Regions from separate parts of the Homo sapiens genome. Here region 1 is linked to region 2. Evidence: chromatin loops called from intact Hi-C (ENCODE). Cell type or tissue: endothelial cell of umbilical vein. All regions are shown on one strand. Region 1 has its middle 210 kb from the start of RAD51AP2. Region 2 overlaps CYRIA (CYFIP related Rac1 interactor A).

Region 1 (2,500 bases), 700 kb before region 2:
AAACTATCTCTGTGTGTGTCTGCGACAGTGTTTCCAGAAGAGATTAGCATTAGAATTGGTGACTTGAATAGAGAGTCCTCTCTAATATGGGCAGGCCTCATCCAATCAGTTGAAACCTACATAGGACAAAAGGTAGAGGAAGGGTGAATTTGGTTTCTCTGTTTGAGCTGGGATATCCTTTTTCTGACTTCAAATATTGAAGCCCCTGGCAAAAAGGAACTCTACTTTTATAGAGTCAATGTCTTGTGGAACCTGAAAATTCAGATTTTTATACAAAATGGGAACAGAACCAATAAGATATAGATAGAGGATTCAGTGTATCACATGAGCCATTCTGCCTAATATTGTGTCATTGGAAAATATGGTAAAAATGTCTTCTATTTTCATTCATGTCATTTATAAAGGCGTTGGGTGGAATAGGTTTGTTGATTGATGGGGTCTTTGTTCAAGGACTGTCAGGCCTTTGGACTAGGACTGAATTATACTAGTGGTTTTCCTGGTTCTCCAGCTTGCAAACAGCAGATTGTGGGACTTCTCAGTCTCTATAACCTTGTGAGCCAATTCCTATAATTATCTATCTATCTATCTATCTATCTATCTGTCTGTCTGTCTGTCTGTCTGTCTGTCTGTCTGTCTATCTATCTATCTATCTATCTCTTTCTTATTAGTTCTGTTTCTGTTTTGTATATGCCATTTAGAAAAATGAGTTGGTTTCGAATGTTTTAATGCAGTTGTTTCAAAATTAAAATCTGAATTTTCAGGTTTCATAATACATTGACTCTATAAGGATAGCCATTTTATTTTTGGTCAGCCTATCTTTAGTGCCTAGAACAATATTATAGTGCTTTGAACACAGAAGTAACTCAATAGCTATTTATTAAATTGAATTTCATGAGATTATTTGGAAGATGGATTCTTTGTATCACATAAACCATTCTGTTTAATATTGTCTCATTGGAAAATATGATAAAATGCCTATATTTTCATTCATGTCATTTATAAAGATGTTGATGGGGATAGGGCCGTTGATGAAGCCTTTGTACAATTTTCAAAATTCATTCACTTAAGTTCTATGGTGATTATCCAACCATGCCATAGAGCCTCCTGTCTGCTTTTTATTTCAGCTAATAGTGCTACATCACTTCCACAGTATTATTAGGAAACATTTGGTAAGTGCTTATGGCAGTTCTATTTAATGTATTTTCTAATAATTAGACTTATAATGGTATCATTATGAAGAATGATATTAGTTTAGCAGGGAATATTTTCTAAATGAGTCGGTTTTAGCTTTTGGTGATTGTCCCCTTATTTTCTATATGACTATAACTGATTTGTTTATTAGCAGCTAATTCTAAATGTTGGTCAGGGGCAAAGGTCTCTCCTATATTCTGACACGTCTAAGATCTGAAAGGTCAATTGCATCAACTGTATGTGGTCAGCAGAGGGCAGTGTACAAGAGGAGTGGAGTACAAAGGTCTTCAGGCTGGGAAAGCTGTATCCGCAGTTCCCACCTGACGGTCGGGTTGGTGGCTGAGAGATGCTATAGCTGCTAAGAAAAACATGTTTGTGTGAACTCCTAGTCAAATAGGGAGGGGCAAGACTAGAAGCAGGTGGTAAGAGAAGTATGCGTGTGCCTGAGGGCAAAAGAATAACAGTAATCATAATTAATAAATTTATTGATCAGCTACCATTTGCCAAACTGAACTAAATACTAAACATATCTCTCAATGACTATCACAACAAATTTGTGAGGGCAAAAATTTTATTCTTATTTTGTAGATGAGGAAACTGAGTTTCAGGAAGGTTGGGCAGTTTGCTCAAAGTCATACAAATAGCAAGCGAAGGAAGGAGAATCTGACTGCCAAGCCTTTGTTATTCCGGCAGTGTCTTGTTGCCTCACAAGAAAGAGTGAAAATTATTTTCCCAGGAATCTATGAAAGGGAGGAAGGAAGAAGAGAGAAGCAGAATGCAGCCAAGAGGCAGCCTCAGAGCCTGTTAGCCTGGCTGGCCCTGCCAGCTGGCCAGAGTCTAAAAATATCAAGCTCTGGGTCTTCAGTTGCTAAGGCATATATTTTTTTCTTTTCATGATTGCATTTGCTCATTTCCAGTCTCTGGCATCTCTCTCCTCCCCTTCTGTGCCTTAGAGATAGGAGCAGTAGGCCTGTCCCACACTTTGGGGCTGGGGGATTTGACTGGACCTGTGCACATGAATCCCTCACAGTGACCCTGTACTCTCACATGACTTCCTTTCCATCTGGGGCCTGGTCTTCACTCAGTTTTAGTTTCCTTCCTTGGACTGTAAGTCTTTTGAAGTGCAGATATTGTGTGTTTCTTTGAACATCTAATATAGTAGCTTGCACAAATGCATGAAGACTGTTTATTGAATGAAGGAACTGAGATCATCCTTCATGGAGAAGTAAAAAGCCAAGTTACGGTTGAGTGTCTTGCCTTAATTCTATCCCACTGACATCCTTCCAGCTGAGTGTCTATTCCTTGACCA
Region 2 (2,500 bases):
TGGGCTGGATCAGGGACACTTCTCCCTGTTCCAGCATTCTAGGATTTTATACAATGAGAATGTCAACAATTCACAAAAATGTATTCAGGCAACCTAATGCCAAACCATGTGCTAATAAGTTAATTAGAAATGAGACACAATTTGCTATGAGTTTCCACAGCCCTCTTGCCCTGACCAGAGGCCACAGGCCATGTCTTAAGCCATTTTCTGTTTCCCAAAAACATCTAATAATAGTGCAGGAGTATTCGACAAAATAACATAGTGGCTTAGACTGTGAGTTTTCTGGTATGATGGGCTGTGTTTAAATTCCAGTTCTGCTGGTGATTAACTGAGTTACCCTAGGCAAGTTACTCACTTGCTTCAGTGTTCTCGTTTCTAAAAGGGAGATGGTAGTAGCACAGAATCTTGAGTTTGCTTTTGGCATTAAAGATGACACTATATGTATTTAGCACAATGCCTAGCACAGAATATATGCACAGTCTGTGGAAGTTATTATTATTATTCATCTTACTAAGTAAGCAGTAAGTACTCAATTGCATTTTTTGTTGGCTGTAAATCAGTACATATTGGCAATATGCTCTGTCTGCCAAAATCCCTGAGTACCATCTTGGGTTACCTCAGTAGAGGTTTAGTGTCCAGATGGAAGCGAGATGCAGTCCTTCTGGGCAGACCACACTCAGAGGCCTGGAAACCGTTCTGGATACTACACAGTAGTAGATTCTCTGACCAGTAAGAGTGTGTGAATAAAATATCAGGTTGATCTGAGAACCTCTTTTCCCCTGTAATATGGAGGAAGAAGCATACGTTTTGTTTTAGGAGGAGAAGTGACAGGGGAGTCATGGAAGATGTCCTTATTTATTCCACATATATGTATGGCATTCCTTCTATGTGTCAGGCCCTATTCTAGGAGTTGAGGGCACATAAATAAATGATGATATATACTTAAAAGAAAAGCAGAGTTACTGGGGAGTGGGAGTAAAATAGTATTTTGGACAAAACTGTTAGGTTGAACTCCACTGAAAAATAAATCCCGAATGAATATACAAAGAAAATCTATGCAGATTGTGGAAAAACATTCCAGGCAGAAGGACTAGCAAGTGCAAGGGTCCCGTGGTAGAAACATGTGGTCTCCAGCTAGAAGCTGAGGTCTGAGGAGGGGTGAGATGACATGCCCAGGGTCTTCTGGCTAATCCATGTTACAATTGAGATGTTGATATTTAATGTCAGACTTTTCAGACAAAAAAGCTCATGCCTATTGTACTGTACTCTTTAGACAAGGGAGGGAGAGAAGAGCCTGGGGCCCCAGGGGTCCCCCTTGTGTGCTTTATCCCCGGTATCCCTGGCCCGCAGTTCCAGAGATGACCAGCAGAGGGTACCATGCACCGGGTTTCCGCAGCCACTGCCTGAAGCCATGTTGAATGAGCAAATGTCTGCAGCCGCCTCTGTGAGATCTAAATGTCTCCTTGGCAGGAAATCCGCGAGGAGCACGGCGGGGTTGTGCAAACAGCCTTACAATGTCCGCTTGTGTGTGTGCACTCGCCTTCGCCTGCATCGCCCACAATGCTCTGTGTTTTTTTTTGGATAATGGGGCTCTGTGGACCCATGTGCCTTGTCATGCAAAGGGAGTGACCTGCGTTTGTCATAAATGGGCTCTTGTATGATTAATAGCCATGTGAATGATCCCATCGCAGCAGCAGTTCAGGACCCAGCTTCACCTCTTCACTGACGTGGTGGTCTGAGTCGGCTTTCTTCTCCAGCTCCAAAGCAACAGTGCAGGATTTATTGCTAAAAGGGCAATGACTTGTTTGCGCTGTGGTTGCAATTTTTGAAATGCAAGGCAGGGGGCGCAGATACTTATTTGTTAGGACCTACTGCATGCCAGATGCTACACTAAGAACTTCTACCTGCATTATCTTACTTACTTAGTAACAATACTAAAAAGGGAATATTTTGATTTGCATTTTACTAACAAGGGAAACTCAGATTCAAAAGAGTCCAATGACTCTCCCAACGTCTCCAAAGCTCATGCTGTTTCCATGAAATGATTCCCTTTCCTTTTTAGAGTAGCTTAGTCCGTGGTCCACACTACAAAACGCCGTCCTCATTCCACTTGGCCATCTATAAACTGAAATTTGCGATCTTAAAATAGATGAGGGATTCCCTCGTTTCTGGGCTTCCGTGTATTTATTTTACCTCCTGAAAGTGTATCAGTCTGCATGTGTGCATTTTTCTGAGAAAGCCAGTTTTCATTAGATTTTCAAAGTAGTCTCTGGTCCTAAAACAAAAGGGCTAATCACCCAAAAGTGTTTATATTTGGGGAAATGCTTATTTTTCTCAGACCCGTTTCTCTCACCAATGACTGTTTTCTCTGCTCAGTCTGTGTGGGTGATGTCTTTGTTGTTGTTGCTGGGTAGTGACTACTTATCCAGTCCTTCCCATCCATCTCAGTGGCCATAAATGAATAATGCGATGTGTGGGACCCTGCTTGGTGGTTGGGCGG

What was found. Peaks named below come from ENCODE experiments on the same cell type or tissue, not always from the same donor. Only the 100,000 strongest peaks of a DNase experiment are listed, where the experiment ranks them.
Region 1: a loop joins it to region 2, with 5 times the contacts of the local background. A loop is called at or near these places in 5 of 110 quality-filtered maps.

The regions. Positions count from the first base shown.
Region 1 is chr2:17,308,874-17,311,373 of GRCh38, reverse strand. No RefSeq gene overlaps it. Among named protein-coding and RNA genes, the nearest start is that of RAD51AP2, 210 kb to the left of the region's middle. In endothelial cell of umbilical vein, a CTCF peak has its summit at 1,430 (motif pointing right); no DNase peak of the experiment used is centred here.
Region 2 is chr2:16,608,091-16,610,590 of GRCh38, reverse strand. All of the region lies in intron 2 of CYRIA (CYFIP related Rac1 interactor A), which reads left to right. Among named protein-coding and RNA genes, the nearest start is that of CYRIA, 56 kb to the left of the region's middle. RefSeq lists a silencer at 1,131-1,550 and enhancers at 1,111-1,610, 1,611-2,112. In endothelial cell of umbilical vein, CTCF peaks have their summits at 1,349 (motif pointing right) and 1,836; a DNase peak (open chromatin) is centred at 1,600; H3K4me3 peaks cover 340 bases; H3K27ac peaks cover 527 bases.